2 separate regions of the Homo sapiens genome follow, and region 2 is linked to region 1. The links are chromatin loops, found by intact Hi-C in ENCODE. Cell type or tissue: heart left ventricle. All regions are shown on one strand. Links, peaks and the distances in the headings refer to the core of each region. The heading gives the core; the rest is flanking DNA. Region 1 has its middle 230 kb from the start of SLC14A2-AS1. Region 2 has its middle 22 kb from the start of SLC14A2-AS1.

Region 1 (11,456 bases), core at 5,937-8,436:
ACCTAGTATAAGCAATTATGAACAGCTATGGTCTTGACTCAAAGGTAGTGGACAGGTGGTAAAAAGTCTGGACTGCAGGCATTTCATCTGTTGAATGGAGAAGGGTAGAGAGCTGGTATACACCATGGCTCAGACTGGCCAAAGGTTGAGCCTTATATGACAGATAAGGCTGGACAGTCAAGCATGAACTATGAGAGTTATTGAGAAAGTCTATTGTCCAGCAGGTTAGAGCAGCAAAGGTGGAGGAATTGAAGTGGAGGCACCAAGGGGAGTTCTGATCTGGGTGGAAAGAGTCTTCAGCATCACTTTGCCTCCTTTATGCTGTTGGTGTGTTTGTGTGTGTGTGTGTGTGTGTGTACAAAACGGGATGGGAGGAGGCATGGGTCACTAACAATGATCATTGACAGAAGGAGGGAAATCCTGAGGGGGATTCCTTCTTCCCAAAAGAAACCTGAATGATCCAAGCTTTATAGGCCAAATCAAGATAAAACAATGAGAATGACCTGGACCTCTCAAGGCTCTCCCCTTTCATTTTCACTGCTAGGGCCCTCTTCACTCAAAAGCAGAGTGGATAGGCTGGATTTCAGTTGTGCTAGGAAGATTCTTCTCACGTGGTTGGTGCCTAAAGGACATTCCTCTGGTATAAGACTTTGTTTTAAAGTGAGTATATGCCATGTAGAAAAACATGATAAGGTTTTAGCTGTCATTTGTACATTACTGAGGCTGTTCTTCAAATCCTTCCATTTAGGGCAAGAAGTAGAGGGCAGGCATTGATAGATGGGGAGTGTAGCTAATAGTGCTAATGTCCACAGCCCCCAGCGTCACTGTCTCCCATATGACGTCTTACCACAATTCACTGAGACTGCCTGAGTGCCAGGGGTTAATGCCTAAGCTCCAGCCACCAACCCCTCCATCATCAGTCAAACTGCCTTTGACTGATGATGAAATAGATGAAATGCCTGCAGTCCAGACTTTTTACCACCTCTGCACTACCTTCGAGACAAGACCATAGCTGCTCATAATTGCGCGTACTATGTGCTTCCCAATCTCTCACAAGCCACATATTTAGACTTCATGTAACTGTGTTGCTATCCCAAAGAGACACCAGGATAAAGGGGGGAACATCAGAGCATTCTTTTTCACTTCAGCTGAGATAAAATCTTGTGTCAGTTTGAGTCCAACTGTATGAAACAAAGCTGTCAAGGCAGTTGCATAGATCATATCGTACCATTTATTTATCATGTATTAGAGAGTGTTTTTGGTCTCTTTTTTTCTATATGTGAGAATTAGTTCTCAGCATTTCTATTTAACTTTTATATGAACATTTAACTACTTGTGGCCTTTCTTCTACTTCTCCTATAGTTTGAGGAGAAAAACATATTTACATTCCCCAGATCCTAATGTAGGGCTTTAACAGATATTTGCATTAAATAAACTGCCTTTGACTGATGATGGAGGGGTTGGTGGATGGAGCTTCCTCATCATTTGATAGGACAACGTCAAAGCCTAAACCATACACTCTTCCCAGTGTCCACAGCAGAGTTGGACCCTACTTGCCCTTAGCAAGCAGCTACTCACTAATGTACTCTGTGTGGGTTTCCTTTCCTTCTCATCACCTTTTCCCACTTTTCTACTGGTTCTTCTGTTGTTCACATCCCAAATAAACAATTTGCACCCAGTTTTTTTAGTTAAGATATTCTCCTGGGAAAACTCAACCCAAGACAGGAAGGCAGGAAAGAACTAGAGGGAAGAGAAGCCACTTTCTGCTACCTTCCTAATGTTGTTGAGGTCTGCCCCAACTTCTTCCTGGTGCTGCATGCTTGCTACTCTGATGAGAGCCATAAAACTATAAATCATTTGGTTCTAAAACTTTATTTTATAGACCAAGTCTGAGAGGCTAAATGACTCATTCTAGATTACTTAGACAGCTAGTGGCAAAACTGGGACCAGAACCCAGTTGTGCTTAGTTCCTGCAATAAGCTGTTAGCTTGTGCAAAAAGTATGTGCTCATTGGATCTCTATCATAACAATAACTGGCACTGATAAAGAAAACTGATATTTGTTTTGTCTCTACATCCCATCCATCTTTGGATATTTCTATGAGATCTTAAGAAGTATTCAAGTCCAGAGCCTGCCAAGAAAAATCAGATTCAGGTAAAGATGTAGCTAATAATGGAATGCAATTGGCTAAGAGATGGAGTTACTGGACTCTAGCTCAGCCTAAGTCTACAACTAGATCTTGGGCTTCACTCACCAAAACCAGCAAATGCAAAAATACTCTAAAAAAGTGAGAAAGCCTGAAAGAAAGCCTTGTTGATTTTAAGCAGATACAAATTTAGCTTTCAGCAGGATATCAGTAAATATAGCAGGAAAATGCCTTCCTTTATGTGTGTAAGGTAAAACAATTCTGCAGCAACTTCCCTTCTCTGCTTCCCACACACTTGCTTCCCCTGAAGCTTAGATGGTGGATCCCACTTTCAGATAAAGAACATTGGTGATGCATCCACTTGAAAATCAAGTGACATTTGCAGAGCCTAACCAAGTTAGAAGAACAAAGGAAAAAGTAATTCTTATCTGAGCAAGTAATGCTTGTCAGCTCTTCCCCAAAGGAAATGCCCTCTGTTGTGTAGACATCTTAGTGGCTGGGCCAGTCCAGTTTTAGTTCTTTCTAGCAATGGTTATTTTTTCCTTTTCCCTTGGGAGGTGATTCTAGGAGCTAAAAGATCATGTTAGCACAGATTGTAGAAAAATCAGGAAATTTATGACTTGAATGGAAATACAGACTGATGATTAACTGTAATTCATGACATTATGCAAAAGAAGATAGCAGCTGGAAAGCAACTTTAAAAGTATCAGCAAAACATGCAATGATAAAATGCTACCTACAGTGAACAATCTGAAACACAAATCAAAAAGTAATCCCTTTTACAATAGCCACAAATTGAATACCTAGAAATTAAAAAGAAGTGAAAGAATTCTATAATGAAAACTATAAAACACTGATGAAAGAAATTGAAAAGAACACCAAAAAATGGAGAAATATTCTATGTTCATGGATTGGAAGAATCAATATTGTTAAAATGTCCTTACTACCCAAAGCAATCTACAGATTCAATGCAATCCCTATCAAAATATCAATGACATTCTTCACAGAAATAGAAAAAAAATCCTAAAATTTATATCGAACCGCAAAAGACCCAGAATAGCCAAAGCTGTCTTAAGCAAAAAGAACAAAACTGGAGGAACCACATTGCCTGACTTCAAATTATACTACAGAGCTATAGTATCCAGAACAGCATGGTACTGGCATAAAAATAGGCACATAAACTAATGGAACAGAATAGAGAACCCAGAAACAAATCCATACATGTATAGTAAACTCATCTTTGACAAGGATACCAAAAACATACACTAGGGAAAAGAGAGTCTTTTCAATAAGTGGTGCTGGGAAAACTGAATAGCCATATGCTGATAAGGATGTGGAGAAAAGGGAATCCTTTTACACTCTTGGTGGGAATGTAAATTAGTACAACCACTATGAAGAATAGTTTGGAGGTTCCTCAAAAAACTGAAAATTCAGCTACCATATCATCCAGCAATCCCACTGCTGGGTATATATCCAAAAGAAAGGAAATCATCATATTGAAGAGATGTCTGTACTCCTGTTTGTTGCAGCACTGTTTACAATAGCCAAGATTTGAAAGCAACCTAAGTGTCCATCAACAGATGAATGGATAAAGAAAATATGGTACATCAACATGGATGGAACTGGAGATCAATATATTCCATCCATGTTGTTGCAAATGTTGCAACAACATTTTACTATGTTAAGTGAAATAAGCCAGACACAGAAAGAGAAACATCACATGTTCTCACTTATTTGTGGGATCTAAAATTCAAATCAATTGATTTTTAGTAGTAGTACCCTTCTAGTTTCGTGGACATAGAAAGTAAAATGATGATTACCAGAGGCTGGGAAGGGTAATGGGAGGTTGAGGGGTAGATGAGGATGGTTAATGGGTACAAAAAATAGAATGAATGAATAAGACCTACTATTTGGAAGCACAATAGGGTGACTTTAGTCAATAATAACTTAGTTGTATATTTTAAAGTAACTTAAAGAATATAATTGGGTTGTTTGTAAATCAAAGGATAAATGCTTGAGGGGATGGATACCCCATTCTCCTTGTTGTGCTTATTTCACATTGCATGCCTGTATCAAAATATCTCATGTACCCCACAAATATATGCACCTACTGTGCACACACAAAAATTTTTTTAAAATAAAAGCTACCTAAGCCAGCAACTGAATCCCTTATAGGGAGCCTAGTCATTAAGTAAACCCTACACTGCTATATCCATCAGGAATCGTGCAATTGCAAATATCGGAATAATGGACTTGACTGACTTAAACTAAAGCATGATTTTTTTTCACTCATCTATCTGAAATGTCTAAGAGTTTCAAGCTCAGATGGATCGAGGTGTCCCGATATCATCAGATCGGGGTTTTTGCTCTATTACTCGACTCTCGCTTTGCTATGTACTGGTTTTATTTTCAGTGGTTTTATCCATTGAAGAAGTAAAATGACCATCCAACAGTTCCAAGATTACATCCTCATAGCTGTAAGCTCAGCAGTAAAGAGAGAATAATTTTCTCAAAATAGTCCCAGAAGTCTTGTAACTGCCTTGTTGGCTCTGATTGGGTCACATTCTCATCCCTGAACCATTCACTGTAGACAGGAAAATGGGATGCTATGATTGGTTAGGCTTGAGTTATCTTCTCTGGAGGTAAAATCAAGATAACGTTCAAACCATAGAGCCTTTAAATGGGTAGGTAAGAATTTCCCAGGAGAAAAGCGTTGTCCTACAGATGAAGAGGGAACAGGTAGTGTGCAATACAACCATCAAATACTTCTACACTCTAGACTTGACTTTTTTCTGATAATGTGTGTGTATTTGTGGAAAGGAGTGGCCAAGAGGAGAAGGAGGAAGCACAAACAGGTGAGCAGAGTAATTGGGTGTGCAAATGAAGTCCAATAGTCTTTTTAAAAAAGCATTAACCAGGAGCTAGGAGGCAAGATGTAGGCCAACAGCTTGAAAAACAAGCTGAATCCAATGTGTTAGCACAGATTGTACTTTGGGTGACACAAAATTCTCTTCTCGTTTGGAAATTAAAGCTTAACTGTGACATCTGCAAGGCATTTTTTCTTCTCTGGACTCTGTGTGAGCATCTATAGAACAGTATTGAAGGGTGAAGAAAATTTAGATCAACTGAATACTAAGATTCCATTATGCTGTAAATGTGTTATATTTAACATTTAATGCATTTTATTTAATTTGAGTTTTAATTCTAAGACAGAACTAATGAGAATTAGGTGCAAGAAAAAATGCAATACAATGCACACTGCTTCCTCATATCTTTGATTCCATCTATGTGATAACAGGCTTACCAGGAATCCCTTGTATTGGTGATAGCACAACCTAACTTGACCAACAATGACACCCACAACTCTGAGATCTTCTGTTAGTGTGTGGGGGTAGGGGAGGCCAAAGTACATGAATCAGCTGTGATTTGGCTGGGTTCTCTCACCCATGTTGACTTTTCCTGGGTCAATTCATGCAAGATGTGTGTTGTTCTTGTTAACGAGGCTAAACATCTGGCTGAATGAGAAAATTTTAGTCTGCTACTTGCTTAAATAGCAAAATCTAAACAATCTACTAAGCTGAAGGGTTTTTTTCTTCTACTTTATTTTTGGAAGTCTTTGGGGTTAAATGATGCCTTGACCATTGTTTGCCAAGGCCAAGACTCAGCTATAGATCTTTTTTTAATCTTTCCTTATAGTTGTAGTCCAAGCTTTCACAAGGTCCAGGTTTTCCAAATCTCTGATTACTCCACGGTTATGGATGCAACATCTTGTTACGCTGCCTTTGTTCTTTGAGTTACTCACAGGGTAGGAAATCCAAGCTCTAACAAATTCTTACTTTCTCAAGGCAGGATACTGCCAGTCAACAGATGTCTGGGTTGGGACTACCACAACCCAAGATTTACAGCAATATCCTCAGATCCAAATATATAATTAATTCTGTGGTAGTAGTTTGGGCCTTGCCCAAGGGAGTCTGGCCCACTTAATTCTCTGTGACTTCCTTGATAACTCAATTCATTTGTCCTCTTGAACATCATTTGCTCCTTATTGAACACATCCAAGTCTCCCTAGAGAACGTGATTTTTGGTGTGTGTTTCTCAAGCAGAGCTCTTCCAGAACAGTTTTTCTAGACTTGATTCCCTGTTTTGATAGATGCATTTGAAGGTCTCTTCCAGGGAGAAGCTGTAGAGATGCGTTGACTGAATTATCTTTCTTAAGATTTATCCTTAGTTATGATTTTTCCTTTTTCCAATTTATGATTATATTTCTCTGTAATACTTTATTTAAATCAAAACATTATAGAACATAGAGCTTGGAAAGGGGTTGGGGGTGGAGGCAAGTAAAGCACTGTTTTTCACATTTCAGGGAACATGTGGTAGTTTCACATTTGCAGTGACCTTATTATTCGACAAAAATGAGTAATAATGAAAAAGTATGTGCAAAGAATAAAAAGATGGAACAAATACTTCAAAATTTTCTTACAGGGTTTTGAAAAACTATATCTCCACTACATTGGAAAAAGTGTCATATTTGTTCAATTCATGTAAGACCAATGGTTGTATTCATCTCTCACAAAGAAAATATATAAGATAAACTCAATAAGTACTGAACGAATTGTTGACTAAAGATGATGGAGTAGTTTTGCAAACCAGTGTTACTCACCTTCCTCTTTTCCATACACTGCTCCTCTCTGTCCTGCAACAATGAGATGGTGCAAAGACAGCAGGGTATAAAAGAAAGTGCATAGGATTTGGAAGGAAGATAGCGGTTTCCTCTTTTTAAGTCGGGGATGAAGGTACCCATATGCCAGAGCTATTGTGATCAATGAATTAGACAGTATATGTAAAGAACTTAAAATTGTGCATGCTTATTTAAGGTGCTCCAAAAAAGTGACTTCCCCTGAAAGTACTATGCCTGCAGTTCTGTTCTCTACCACTAGGTGGAAGTAGTCTCATTAAAGAGAGTAATAGATTTCATCTCTTTTTTTACTAATAAAGTGATCAGTTGTTTACTATTTGGAGATCAAAATCCCTGTCTTCACTGAGCTTACATTTCAATGAGGGAGATAGATAACTTTTTTAAAAAATAAATCAATGCAAAATATGCAGGTCATTGAGAAATGCTAAGAAGAAAAAGCAGGTTAAAACAGAGAATTAAAGAATAAAGGTGCTGTTTTTGACTATATGGTCAGGAAAACCTGTTTGCGAAGATGGCATTTGAGCAGAGATCTAAGTCAAAAGACGAAATGAGCCATGACAGATAACTGAGGGAAAAGTGCTGCAGACAGCTGCAACAGCAAGTGCAAAGGCCCTGAGGCTGGCTGCTTGTGGGCAGTGGGTTTCAATAGAAGTGTGTGAGGCAGAGAGTATAGGTAAATGTAGTCTGTGGGGTACCTGGGGCAGATCATCTAGAGCCCTGTAGGTTGTGGTAAGAAAATATTTCACAGGCGGCATATTTCATTTATTTATTCCTTTAGCAAGTTCACTCATGTGTGAATCAGATGCTATGCTAATAGGGACCCAATAGAAATACAGAATTTTCAGTGCAGGTGCCTGGTTACTATAACAGAGGTGTGTACAAAGTGTAAAGGGGACATAGAAGAGGCTTTGAAATCTAAGGAAGTCAAGAAAGACTTAGAATATCAGCTTTGAGAAGTGAATGTTGAATAGGAGTTTTCTAAGCCAACAAAGAGGTAGAAAGCAAGGAAGGTAGGATAAAACTACAGATAATAGCAGTCAGAAATTGGAGAGTGTGGTGTGTTCAGGAACATCATTGATATCTGATAGAAAAAGCCTGCAATACTGCATGTGATTTAATTTTTTTAAGTTATATTGAACAAAAATTTATTAGACATTACCTATGTTAACATTGAGTTAGAATACAATTTGGAACAAGCTTAAAGTAAATTGTATTCCTAAGCACAGATTGGTGACATAGAAATAACTGAATTATCATCAAGTACTCCTAAGTTACATTTTATTTTATTGGTCTGCAACCTCCAATGCAAAACTGAATTACTGTACCGGTGCCCAGGACAAGCTACACCGTAAAGGTTGATGTTTAGACCCGACTTTCCACTGTAGCCCTGGCTGCTTCGACCAGTGATACCACTTTGCTTTAATTGCTTGTCTTCTCTGGTAGACTTAAAACCAATCTCTCTTTATTGATGTTAATAATAGTGATCCTGGGCCTTTGGCCTTTATCTTCTTTATTCTCTCCTATTAGTTAAAATTGTCCTGAAAACAGAGAATAATACGAATGTACCATTTTCCTTAGCCTGTCATGGGAGCCAATCAGTCATCTCAGGAAGAAACACTTCTTAGCTGACTTTCCCAGAAGATTGACACTTAGCACTTGAATTTCCTTGGCGGATAAGAAATAAATAACCTACATATAGCATCTTATGGTTTCCAGTTCTGCTACATATTAGCTGTATGACCTCGGACAAGTAACCATATTTTATGAATTTAAAAATCCAAAGATTGTCAGATGCATCCTTAATTCAGACACATTAAAATATAAAAAGAAAAAAAGCCCAACACATTATAAGATGCCACAACTTTATAATGCATATCTATTCCAGAATGTTAAAATGTGAAACTATATTTGTTTAAAATCTGAAAAATACATAGTAGTTAGTTTTTCTTTTTTTCTTTTTTTTAGAAACAGGGTATTGAAGGCTGAAGCGCAGTGGTGCGATCATAGCTCACTGCATCCACCAACTCCTGGGCTCAAGCGATCCTCCTACCTCAGCCTCCTGAGTAGCTGGTACTATAGGCATATGCCACCACACCCAGCTAATATTTTAATTTTTTGTAGAGACAGGGTCTTGCCATGTTGCTCAGGCTGGTCTTAAACTCCTGGACTCAAGCAATCCACCCACCTTGGCCTCCCAAAGTGTTGGGCTTACAGGCATGAGCCACCGTGACCGGCCTACCTAGTTTGTCTAAGCCTCAGTTTCTACCTTATAAAGTTGTTTTGAAGATAAATGAGAAAACATATGTAACACAGGATATGATATACAAGAAGCACACAAAAATGTGCAGAGAACAAAAAGTTTCTGTACTTTATTTTCTGTTCTAAAGGGGTTTCCTTTTTCCTACCTTCTGAACACATTTAACATTTATATGAACAGTCTCACATTGTGGATTTCTCCCAGTAAGTACACGCTGCTTTTACTCCACCTCCCCCTCCATGCCAGACTGACTCCTTATAACTGAACTCATGCAGGAGGACTTTACCTATGAGGTCAAACTCATGTATAGTTAGGGCGTTCCCCAAACACTCCTAAATTCTGTAATAAACATTGTGACTCTGAGGTTTAGTGAACATATGGTATTGACAAAGAGCTATTTCCAGGAGCTTTCCATTGTAACTCACAGCCCTTGAGATGAATCAATGACTTCCTCATAGAGGGTGGGGTTTTCTGATATTTATTCAGTGTGACATTCTTGTGCTTTTGGTGGAAGGAATATAAGATTCCCTGTTAAGACAGGGTTTCTCAATATCGACACTACTGATATTTGGGGTCGGATAATTTTTTGTTGTGAGAATCTGTCCTGTGCATTTTATGATGTTCAGCAGAATGCTTGGCTCTGGCTACCAGATGCCAATAGCACCCACCGGTTGTCAAATATCCCCTGGGGGTAATAAATTTGCCCAATTAAGAATCACTGTGTTAGAGCATCAGATGCAGTAATTCTCACTGACCCTGGCTGAGCACCTGAGTTGGGCAGGAAATAATAAACTTGGCTCACCCATATCACAGGATCACTGTGATGGGCAAAAGGGAAGGAGCTTATGAAGTGCTGTGCCAATACAGTCATTCCTCAGTATACAAAGGGGACTGGTTCCAGGACCCCTAAGTATACCAAAATCCATGCATACTGTAGTCCCATAGTCAGCCCTGTGAAACCTGTATATACTTGGATTTCACATCCACAAATACTATATTTTCAATAGTGTCTAGTTGAAAAAAATCCACATATAAATGAACCTGCACAGTTCAAACCCGTGTTGTTCAAGGGTAAGCTGTATTATCGATTATAATTTTCCACCCAAAACCTGAAGGGTTTGGTTTACTTTTCTAAACAGCGTGGTTGCTAACTGGTGCTTACCACTGCACAGCCACTGTATGGGAGGCGTGATGTAAAACACTTTGTATACATGATCTCACAACAGTCCCAAAAGTTTCTATCTATCCATAGATAGAAACAAGTACGAGAGAGATAATAAGTAACTTGACCAAGGCCACATGCAGTAAATTGGGGAGTTGAATCCTGCCCAGGCATGCTGGCCCAGGGCCTGGTTCTGATCAGTTCTGCAGGCCACATGGAGGGTTCAGCTCCCCCTCAGCAGACAACTACTGACTGTCCAGTGGGCCAGGTTCTATGCGTGATGTCAAGGGATTAAAGGGAACATGCCGACAGCAGTAACAGGTTGTCTGAGATATTTTAGGATAATTATGAAGGAGAAATAGGAAGACCCTGAAATTTATGTACAATATTTTCTAGCAAAAACAGGTCACTTGAAGCATTTCTGATGAATTTACGGGCAAAGGTGAAGTTTCCTCGTACTGCTCAGGTCTTCCTCATATATCACTTTGAGGGCTTGCAGTAAAAAGGGATGGATGGAGTCAAATACCCTTTCCTTTGTTGACAACCTGTTGGAAAGCAGGGACTTGACAGTATTTTTCTCTTCTGAACTGTTTTCAAGTGATCTGAATGTGGTTTCCATGTGATCATCTACTACTATTGGGTTTTGTTGGGGGGTGGGGACACAGAGTGTGTAGTTTACTTCCATCTCATGCCTTGAGCAGATGAACCAGTGGTACCAAAGCAGAAGATCTTTTTGCCAGGAGAGTCAGTCTCTTCTGTGATTCCTTTTACCAAGCAGGTGATGACTTTTGAGGCTTTTTATTGTGCAAAGCCCCAAATGAGAAACAAAGAGGCTTTAGACACAGCCTCTGCCTACCCTTAAGAAACTTACAACCATCCAAGGCTCACATACATAAAAAACACAAAGCGACCCATGAGAACAGAAGCTGCCATCAGTGAAGAATCCACTCTGCAAGACATTTAATAAGTAACCTCAGCACTGTTCACATTCTAGGCTGCATAGTTCTTTGATGTGGTGGTTGGAGGGTGTCCTGTGCCTTTGGGATATTTAGCAGCTTCCCTGGTCTCTACTCACTCGGTGCCAGAATCCACACCCCCACCCCTGTGGTTGTCACAACCAAAAAATATCTCTACACATTGCCAAATGTCCCCTGGTGGGAAAGTGCTGATCTATTTCTAACAAACCTGCTATTTG
Region 2 (11,456 bases), core at 4,590-7,089, 250 kb after region 1:
TTCTGTTCTTTTTGATTAAAATGTATGGAATAAACTTTGCATGTCAAATGAGCTAGATCTTTATAGAGAAGTGTTTTTCTGGGCGTTTCCATCCTAAGGAGGTATGGCCCATGAGACAAGAAGCAACATGGTGTCCTGGAAAGAGCATGAAATTTCAGCATCAGAAAATGTGGGTTCTCACACATCTAGCTGTGTGACCTAGGGCAGTTACCTCAACCTCTGGGAACATCTATTTCTTCCTCTCTAGACCAGAGAGAACAATCTATCTAATTTGTGGGTTACCATGAGAAGATAAGGGAAAGGCTTACTAAGTGGCAAAGCCCAGGGCATATACAAGCTGTTAGGATCATGATTATTATTATGACCGAAAGTCTGCACAGGTGACAGGGCCTTGGTGATTGGGTGCTTCCCCAGCAGTGGGAATGGGTGGGCCTTCCTCCTCCCACCAGGTCCTCTGAGATACTCTAGAATCTTAACAGCTGGCCCAGGCAAGAGTAGTGTCTATGACCATCCAACAGGCCCACCTATGGCCTGGAAACATGACCTGCACCTCCCATCACCTCAGTTCTACATCAAGTGACCTGTCAACAGTCATATTTTTTAAGGGAATTTCTGAGAGCTTAGTTGAGGCTTTAACCTGATAGGGACTCAATGCCAGTTTGATGATGGGCTTTGCTTCTACATCATCTTGATTATCCTTACTGATGGAGAGTTGTGCTAGGCACTGAGTCCGACAGGGTTAAATGACTCATTCCAAGCTTACAGCCAAAGCATACTTGCAGTTTCTGGCATTGTGCTAAGGACTACTGGGAATGCAGAATACATAACTCAGAAAGAGTGCACAGGGTTAGGGATAGAGACTCACACAAGACAGACACTCAGTAACTGGATAGTACCATAAGCAGGATACAGCTCAGGGACCAGAGAGAGTAACACAAGAAAGGTACAAAAAAGACTTGGAAAATTGAGAGAAGCCAGAAAGAAGAGAGAGGACATTTAGATATGAGGTATAACTTTGGAAAAGACCTTCAGAAAGTAACCCTGTTTCCTTTTTCATTTTTTTTCTTTTTTAAATAAAATTACCTTTCGAGGAAACAGATTTACATATGAGATTATGTCTGGCTCAAGTGACCTTTAAAATCCATTGTATTCCATAAACCAGCAAGTCGCAAGATTTAATGTGCATCAGAATCACTTGGTGAGTGTGTCAAAAATGCAGGTTCCCACAGAATCAGAATCTCTGGAGCTGGCCCTCATAAATGCATTTGTTCTAAACAGCCAAGTGATTCTGGGACTCAAGCTGAGGGAGGCAGGAAGGGGTGTGGCTGATTGTGAGTGGGCATATTCATCCAGAAAGTAAGAGGTATTTTCCCAGAGGCCTATGGGGTAACTGGCCTTAGACATCGTTACTCTTTGAGCTATGTTTCATTTGAGGGCAGCTTGCCATGGAGGAAAGCGTGCTGGACTGGGAGTCAGCAGACTCATGTTCTAATCCTGCCTGGACTATTTGCCCCTTGGGCAATCTAAGGCAGTCTAAGGCAGTTATGTGCCTTTCTGACCTTCAGTTTGCACATCATATCAGTGGAGATCACCATCCTTCACGTGGGGTTACTGTGGATTTCAAATGGGAGCATGCATGTTAAAGCACCTTAAGAAATAGAAAGTGCTGTAGGAAAGTTGGCAGCGTCAAGTTCTGGGTATGATGTGTTGTGAAAAGGAGGCATTTTTTTATGTTTAGCCTTGCTATCCAAAACAGCTAAGCCCTAGAAGCATAAACACTATAAGCCCATGAGAAAATGTCCAGCTTGCAGTAATAAACTCGAGAAGGTAACCCCGGAAGGTGCACCCTTGACATTGCAGACCTGGGAGAGTTTGAGCCCTGCCATCCCCAGAGCGGCAGCTTCCCGGCACCATCCCTCAGTCCCTGCCTCTCATTCTGCTGGAGATGGCCCCGAGCTCAGGGCGGGAGCAATCCTACATAACTCACTACCCAGAATGGAAATGCCACATAGCACATTTAATTCTGCACTGACAGTTCTCGGGAAACAGGCCTAGTTCTCCATCGACCTCTAAAATAGATGATGGTTTTGGTAATAGCACTTTCTTCAGGAAATTCCATTCATGTTCATTCATTTATTTTAGACCACAAATATTCATGAATTTTGTACAGTGTGCTTGTTATTGTGGTTGTTGTTTGTTGCGTGAAGATTTCTGTTTGCTTGCTTGCTCACTTTACTCAGGCTCTCATTGGATTCCCCAATTCTTATTAACATGTGGATCATTAGAAAATCATATCACCAAACCAGCTATACCCTGTTGCCTTGGGCAATAGAAGTCAGAGGCCATTTTGCTGAGGACACCTGGTTTAAGCATCTGGGTTGCCAGGGGTTCCCATTTCTGCTAAGTTCCAACGCAGAGCATGCCATGGCTTGGCACGCATGCAACCAAAAAACTGATCTCTCCAAGTCATGGGTGAGAGGGCAGAGTGTCTTACCATGACCCCATAAGTGGTCTACGGCAAGCTGTAGTCTGCACTGGTCACTGGTGGGGTGTGGGGTGGGGGTTCTCCACTTTCTCAGCTGGTGAGAATTGTAGTTTACACTCAATTTGAGAAAAGGATTAAATAAACAAAGGAGGGAAATGCCAAGAAAGTTCCTCCAGCTCCAGCCCCAGCCCCTATGCTGAGTCTGGATAACCCAGCCAGACACCTTGAGATGTGGATAAGTATCACAAAGACAGGTCGCCCAGGGCAGGAGCAATCTATACTCCCATCACCAGGTTTTTTTTTTGTTTCTTTGTTTGTTTGTTTTGAGATGGAATCTCACTCTGTCACCCAGGCTGGAGTGCAGTGGCGCAATCTCGGCTCACTGCAACCTCCGGCTCCCTAGCTCAAGCGATTCTCCTGCCTCAGCCTCCTGAGTAGCTGGGATTCCAGGCACATACAACCACACCCAGCTTTTTTTTTTTTTTTTTTTTTAAGTAAACACGGGGTTTACACCATGTTGGCCAAGATGGTCTTGATCTCCTGACCTCGTGATCAGCCTGCCTTGGCCTCCCAAGGTGCTGGGATTACAGGTGTGAGCCACCACACCCAGCCACTAGTTATCATTCTTTAACCCCACGAAATCTCCCCTGTCTTTGGAGACCCAGTGCAAATGATACATCCTGCCTGTAACCCTCCCCACCTGAGACCTGCCTTTGCTCTGACACAGCAACTGCCTGGATCTCCACTGAGGGCTTCCTTTAAGGGCACTATTTCACTTTTCCCAGGTCGTCCAGATCTCTGGCCACATTTGTTGAGAACTTACCCTACACTAGGCTGTTTGTGTGCCTTTTACTGTTTAACCCTCACATCTGTCCTTTGAAGAAGATTTTGTCATCATTTTCAGATAAGAGAATGAGAGATGCAGAAAAATTAAGAAAGTTGCCCCAAAGACACATAATTTGTAAAGTACGGAGTTGAATTGAACCTCAGGACTGGACACAAAACTGGAGCTCACCTGAATACTCTGGGCTGCCTCTAATACCTGTCTTTCCTGGCTATTGTAAGGATTGGCAGTAACAAGTATAAAGCACCTGGATGGAGCCTGGTCCTTAGTGGGTGCTCAATAAGTGATCCTTATTACTACTATTACTTATTCTTTACTATTCTCAGCCTTAGACTGTGAGACTTGACTGTTTACAGACCTGTTTTCCTCTTGAACCTTGCATGGAGAGTGTATTTTATTCACTTAGTGCCCTCAACACCTCAACAAGTGTCTGGCTACCCAATGTTTTGTACTGATGAGGTCCTCAATAAATGCTTGTTCAATCCCATTGCACTGCATTCAACTCAGCTGGGACTTGAAGACCCAGTAGGGTGTGAATAGAATGCAAGAAAGAAAAGACAAAGGCAGTGAGAGGGATGTGCCCTTGATGGGGTGTGGGACCAGCCCAGCTGGACCTGAGGTGAGAGGAAGGGTTGGACACTGGCCTCAAGGAAGCCCAGAGCAGCCTGATCACCTATGGTAGGCAAGGTACCCTGAACATAGTTCCCTATCCAGCCCTATATATCCACATCAGAAGGCCAACAGATGACACATACACATGAAACTTTGGCATTTCATTCTTCTTAGTTCAGGGCTCATTTAGAGAAATGGGTAAGTGACAATCTTCATGGAAAGAACACAGGACCGTATACGAAAACACACAGGTGTAGACCTAACTGCTAAGCCCTTAAATGCCTCACCTGCCTTATCTGGCCTCAGCTGCTCCATATGAAAAATAAGATAGAGGCACCATGGCCCCACCAGCCCCTGCCCTTTTTCCTGCCCCATTTTCTCCTCACCCTAGCATTTGGAGTTGAAGGAAAGTTTTCTCCCAACTTTGGTGAGATTTCTGGTAGGACTAATTCAGGAGACTTAAAGCATCTCCTTATTATCAAGATGAAATGTTGAAGTCAAATTTGAAACTACAGGGATAATATAGAAAGCTTATGGGCAGCTTTTAATATCCACCTCCCTATTTAAATCTAGAACAATCTTATGCCTTCCAGATAAAAAGGATACCTCTTGGGGGTAATTCCCAAGATGTTTTTGAAATCTTTGCATATAGACACACACACACACACACACACACAAAACTCTCCTCCCTTCAGCTCCTTGTCCATCCTATAAAAATTTTCTCTCTGACCTACCTGGGGTATTTTCTTTAATGTGGCTGCTATTGGTAATGAATCAAATGCAGTATCTTGCAGTTAATCATAAAACTAAGCAAATGAAACAAGACTTCATGGGCCCATCCTTGGACTTCTGTCTCCCTGACTCCTCTTTTGGGAAAGGTTGAGTGGATTAGGCTTGAAGTGAATGACTGTAGTGCTGCTGGTGCATCCACCATGCATGTCTTGAAGAATGTCTCCTACCACTTCCAAGATCCCTAGAGATATGCAGCTTAGATATGCCTTGGCTCCATTTCCCTTTATTACTGGTTATTAACTCCTTTGACTTGTTCTGAACATGTGCCAAAGCCCTTGGCCCAGACACAGAAATGGCTTTTATTAAACACTAGTGATAAAAATATGCTTATATCACCCATGATGATTTCAAAATGCTCACAAACTTAACTATTTTCAATGCATTCCAATTAGCATTTGGTAGATCTGCCCAGGAGTTATCATCATCACATTTTAGATGATGCTTCCTAAGAGCAGGAGTGTATTTTCTGTTTGTGTCCATATGAACTGGGACCCATGAACATACAATGGGTCACAATGCAATAGCAACTCCCCATTTACAGTTGTACAAATTCAAATTTGCAGGAGATGTGCTGTTTTTAAAGTAGTTGGTGGTGGCCATTTTGTTTCTAGGTGTTTGCTGAGACATGATGGAATTCCAGGTGCATCTTCAGACTCTTTCATAGTGTAACAAATCTCAGCAAAATCAATTCAGTAGCTCAAAGGGTATTTGTAAGCAAAAAGGCAAGAAAATTTAAAAGTGCTAAATGGTAAATAAAAGCATCATTTTACTTGGTTAAATAAAGAAAGAAGGCAGTAAGGTATTGGAACGTTCCCCACATAAGGGATAGCTTCAGAGAAAATGAATTTACATTGTGGCTATAAGTATCTGGGTTATGCAGGGAAAGTCTTTAGTGCAGCGTATCTTAGCTTGCACAACCATTCTCTTCCCAACAGTGACCCCTCATGGTTTTTAGTCACTGGAATTCCCTGTCCAGCTGAAGGTAATAAAAAATCCTCTTAGCTGCTATGATCTGAGAGAACCTTGTGTGATACGGCCAGAAGTCACTGTCAGGATGCCTTGAGGCTGCAGCAAAATGTTCATTCCTAATTCTGGTGCCTGAGAGGCAGGCTTTTCTGAAGGCATTAACCAATAGGTTGGTGCTTTCAGACATCCTACCAATCAAAAACACCAGACTAAGTCTGCTTGGCACTATGGATATGGAAGAAAGAATCACAGGATATCTGAGTCAAGTAGCTTGTAATTTACTTGGAAAGATAAAGAAACTAACCAGAAAATCCAGTAAATGGAAAACAGTAGGGCCAAGCTATTGCTTCTGATAAGAAGTGATTTTGGAGTGAACTTGAGAGGTCAGTGAGGGATCATAGGGTGTATAATATTAGAGAACTGAGTCATATAGAGGGGGAAGATGGGTAGAATTCTGACTTAGCTGGAACAGAAAGTTCGTGGGGAAGAGGAAGGGGAAATACATTGTGGACAAGCAGAATGGAACAAGATTGTAAGGCCTGAGCCAGGCAAAGTAGGGTGGGTTCTTTTCTAATAGTCTGGATCAGGAAATTTATGGACAAGGAGGGAGTTGCTAAGAAATTCACCATGACCCCACAAAGAGCATGAATAGAGAAAACTTAATCATGGAAGGAGGAATCAGACAGGAAGAAGATTCTTGAAAATCAGAATAAGGGACATTGGATGGATAATAATGGAAGGCTATAAACAAAAAATGTCAGACCTACAAGGATCTTAGATGTAATCTACCAAAACCTTCATTTTTTAGACCAGAAAAGTAAGGCCCAGAGAGGGGCATGACTTGCCCAAAAGTCACATAGCTGGTCAATGACAGAGCTAAGATCTTCCAGTATCTGTTCCCAAGAATCTTCCAAGAAAAGGAAGTTTGGCTGTCTGTCCTGGAGAATTTAGGTGCTCCCTGTTCTGATGAGAAGCGTTGGGATGGCAGATTTATCAAGGTTCTGTTGAGCAATAGAATCCTGAGCCCTTAGGTGGCACCTCTCAGCTCCCGAGATGACGCTAACAAATCCAAGACTTGAGATGATTAGGAGTAAAGTTGCCTTTATGATCCCATTTTTTATCTCAAAAATCTTAACTCACACCCCTTTAGATGTCTCATTTATTATAGATGATGTTGATGGTGTTAGAGAAAACAGCTTAAGATAAAAGCAAGAAGACAGGCTTCCCTTAAAGTTAGCAATAGCAATAGAATTACATAAATTACTCAACTTATGCCTTAACCTATTCAACTTTTTGCAAAAAGAAAGACAACATTTAGAGAAAATAAATACATTCAAGTCTTTTCTACAGACTCATGATATGGGAAGGATGTGGCATTTGGAGTCCAAAGTCTCAGGTTAAGTTCTAGCCTGGATACTTATAGCAGCCATGTCCATTAGGCAAATCGTTTGTTCTAAGTCTATTTTTCTCAACTGTAAAGTTCAGTATCTAAGTCATAGAATTGTGAGGATTAAATGCAATGATATATTTTTAAGTGCTTTACAAATCTATAAATGGACATACAAATGTGAATGATTACAGTTCATAACTCTTGTCTACTATGCACAATTTCTCTCCTAGAAAGCTATTCTTGTGACCAAATCAACAGCTCTTTCCAAGAAAAAAAGACCTTATTGATGTGAAGTCTTGACACTGCCTCCTGGGAGCATCGTCCTGTAATCAAGGGCAGAAAACTCTGTGTGTGTACATGTGTGTAAATGCATGTGTGTGCCCATAGGGCCACCATTAGGCTAAAAGGCCCTTATGACATCCATGTGGGAATTATTTCCTCCTCCCTCCAGGCAGATGCAGCCCCATGCTAACTTGTGGAACAGGTTTGGTTTCAGGCCGCACTTACTCTTTTGACCAAAGTTACAACTGTTCACAACACCTGTGTGTGTGTGTGCGGGGGGGGGGGGGGGTGTCTATATGCGAAGATTTCAAAAACATATCAGAAATTACTCCCAAGAGGTATCCCTTTTTATCTGGAGGGCATAACATCGTTCTAGATTTATACAGGGAGGTGGATATTTAAAGCTGCCATTAATCTTTCAATATCATTCCTGTAGTTTCAAATCTGACTTCAAAATTGATGTAGAAAAAGACTCACTGACATCCTGACATCTCAGGATCCTACCTGTCACTTTACCTGGACTAAAGACCTTCGAACATCCATGCTGTCCAGGGGCACTCACCCCACAGGGTCATAAATCACAAATAGTTGTTCTTTATTTCAGTTTACTTCATGAATTAATTATGCAGCCAATAGGAACCCCATTTTTCCACCTCCCCCCGAATTAAAACACACACACACACACACACACACACACACTCGGCTCAGTCAAACCCTGATAGGTTCCATCTGAACCAGAACTATGGAAGATGGTGGAGATACACAGATGAACAAGCCCTGATCCTGGCACTCAAGTTACTTAGAGTCTCAAAATCTATTCAGTTAATTGAAAAAAAGTTAAATCTGTGCTAGATAGCACCCAAGGATGGCTGCTATCAATTCTTCCTTTCCCTATGTGCTCCTATCATCAAGAAGCAGAGGCTAGTTCACCCACTCTGGGGCTGGCCTCATGACTTTGTTTGACCAATAAACTATGTATGGTAAACATGGCACTGTGCCAATTTCAAGTTTAGACTAGAAGCTTCCACTTTTCTGCTTTCTGGGGAAGCCAGCGGCTATAAAGAAGCATAGGCTAGACTTCTGAGGGGTCAGATGCCACATGGAGAAAGAGAGGCCACATGGAGTAAAATCAAGACACCTTCCAGCCCTACCATCAGCTGAATGCAGCTAAGTGACCTGAGGGAACAAAAGAGCCTCCCAGCCAAGAGCCCTGCTCAAATTGCTGACTTGCAGAATCATGAGAAAAACGTAGTTTGGGGCTGTTGGTTAGGCAGCAATAACAAATTATTGGTGAGAAAACAAAATTATTGGTGAGAAAATTAACACAGTCAAAACAGCTATTTAACCTTGTGCAGAAAAAATACTGTTTTAAAAAGCAGACATCTCACTGTGGTCTACTTTCCAATTGGTTGTCTGGCCATATACTGACTGAGGTACTGCATATGAAACCCTATATGAAAAATCATGTGGACTGGAGGGAATCCAAGAGACAGAAGTTGTGGTTCCTACAACCTGGTACTTCCTCCTCACCTAGATGGTTTTCCATAAGAAAAAAAAATTATGTCTTCCATTTCTTTGGCACTGTCCTATTAAAGATCTCTGCATATTATGCCGAGCGCATATGGGCCATCAATGAATATAAATGGATTGAGTTTGTAAAGTTTAACTCAAATTTCAATCCCCAGTTTTTTCCACCCTCTGCCTTTCGATCTTTAGTCCTGTTACATTGAGGCCCAAGACTTAGGGTTGAATTGAAGTATCTCGGTCAGCAAGAGAAAAGGAGTTTTGACTTAAGAACTCAAGGCCTAGGAGAATGGGGTCACATGGTCACTTCACATGTTCTCTTTAGCACACCATTCCTGCATGGAATTCCATCTCTGAAGCCCTTTGGTGGGGGGCTATCTTGTATGTGACAGTTTAAAGTAAAAGTGTCTGGAATGGAGTTTCCTACAGCCTTCAATTCCTCAAAATAGGCATAAAAGAGTGCCAGACTCCTAACGTATTCTCAGGCTTCCAAGCCAGGCACCAAGATGGTTCACATCTACTCCTACAAGAAGCTCTCATTGAACCAGCATCATTCTCTGAGAAAGAGGACCTTGCCTGCTTAGTTGGTAGGTGTCCCATACAAATTTTTGTTCAAGGACTCGTTAGGAAACATGATATGGTATACAAGTGAATTTCCTAGAAATTAAAAAACACAGCCATTCAAACAACCCTTCTTTTCTTTCATTCATGAAGTGTTTATTGAGTATTCACTGTGTGCTAAGCATTGTGCTAGGTACTTGGGACGTTGAATACAAATCAAGGTTCCTGTGCTCAAGCGAATCTCATTAACAATAACCTTTTTAAAAAATTTGGCTGATGTTTGTTGTCAATTCTCCTGACAGAGATTATTTCCTCCTTACTTTCCTATAAAGCAAATGCTAAAATGAAATGAAGGCTCTTCTCCATAACTCATTATTAAATAAGACAAAAATATCATAGACTACTAAATCTACAAAAACATAGAAATATCCTTGTATTTCTGTGTTTTTGTGTTGAATCTAGACAGGTTTTCTTTTATATCTCATACTATCAGCTTCATTTCTTCCTAATGCCAGCACCTCTCATAACCCACTTGCTATTCAGGTTCTCCATATCTAGTCTTCTGTAAGTCTTGGGAACCATCTATGTCTAAATATGTTAGAAATGTGTGTCAAACAATGGCCAATAAAGTGCTGCTTGAGAGCCTAAGAAGAGAAGGTACATGAGCTTTAGTTATTGAAAAAATTCTGTCTGCCACCTTTTCTATTTTTTTATTATTATTATACTTTAAGTTTTAGGGTACATGTGCACAACATGCAGGTTTGTTACATATGTATACATGTGCCATGTTGGTGTGCTGAACCCATTAACTCGTCATTTAGCATTAGGTATATCTCCTAATGCTATCCCTCCCCACTCCCCCCACCCCACAACAGTCCCTGGTGTGTGATGTTCCCCTTCCTATGTCCATGTGTTCTCATTGTTCAGTTCCCACCTATGAGTGAGAACATGCGGTGTTTGGTTTTTTGTCCTTGCGATAGTTTGCTGAGAATGATGGTTTCTAGCTTCATCCATGTCCCTACAAAGGACATGAACTCATCATTTTTTATGGCTGCATAGTATTCCATGGTGTATATGTGCCACATTTTCTTAATCCAGTCTATCATTGTTGGACATTTGGGTTGGTTCCAAGTCTTTGCTATTGTGAATAGTGTCACAATAAACATACGTGTGCATGTGTCTTTATAGCAGTGTGATTTATAATCCTTTGGGTATATACCCAGTAATGGGATGGCTGGGTCAAATGGCATTTCTAGTTCTAGATCCCTGAGGAATCGCCACACTGACTTCCACAATGGTTGAACTAGTTTACAGTCCCACCAACAGTGTAAAAGTGTTCCTATTTCTCCACATCCTCTCCAGCACCTGTTGTTTCCTGACTTTTTAATGATCGCCATTCTAACTGGTGTGAGATGGTGTCTCATTGTGGTTTTGATTTGCATTTCTCTGATGGCCAGTGATGATGAACATTTTTTCATGTGTTTTTTGGCTGCATAAATGTCTTCTTTTGAGAAGGGTCTGTTCATATCCTTCACCCACTTTTTGATGGGATTGTTTGTTTTTTTCTTGTAAATCTGTTTGAGTTCATTGTAGATTCTGGATATTAGTCCTTTGTCAGATGAGTAGGTTGCAAACATTTTCTCCCATTCTGTAGGTTGCCTGTTCACTCTGATGGTGGTTTCTTTTGCTGTACAGAAGCTCTTTAGTTTAATGAGATCCCATTTGTCAATTTTGGCTTTTGTTGCCATTGCTTTTGGTGTTTTAGACATGAAGTCCTTGCCCATGCCTATGTCCTGAATGGTAATGCCTAGGTTTTCTTCTAGGGTTTTTATGGTTTTAGGTCTAACATGTAAGTCTTTAATCCATCTTGAATTACTTTTTGTATAAGGTGTAAGGAAGGGATCCAGTTTCAGCTTTCTACATATGGCTAGCCAGTTTTCCCAGCACCATTTATTAAATAGGGAATCCTTTCCCCATTTCTTCTTTTTGTCAGGTTTGTC

Evidence for each region. Hi-C counts contacts between places; a loop is a spot of excess contacts. Peaks named below come from ENCODE experiments on the same cell type or tissue, not always from the same donor. Only the 100,000 strongest peaks of a DNase experiment are listed, where the experiment ranks them.
Region 2: a loop joins it to region 1, with 3 times the contacts of the local background. A loop is called at or near these places in 3 of 110 quality-filtered maps.

What each region holds. Positions count from the first base shown.
Region 1 is chr18:45,268,631-45,280,086 of GRCh38, forward strand. It overlaps a transcript of SLC14A2 not described here. Among named protein-coding and RNA genes, the nearest start is that of SLC14A2-AS1, 230 kb to the right of the region's middle. In heart left ventricle, for the core only: CTCF peaks have their summits at 7,085 (motif pointing right) and 7,285; no DNase peak of the experiment used is centred there.
Region 2 is chr18:45,520,538-45,531,993 of GRCh38, forward strand. It overlaps a transcript of SLC14A2 not described here. Among named protein-coding and RNA genes, the nearest start is that of SLC14A2-AS1, 22 kb to the left of the region's middle. In heart left ventricle, for the core only: a CTCF peak has its summit at 5,672; no DNase peak of the experiment used is centred there; H3K27ac peaks cover 948 bases.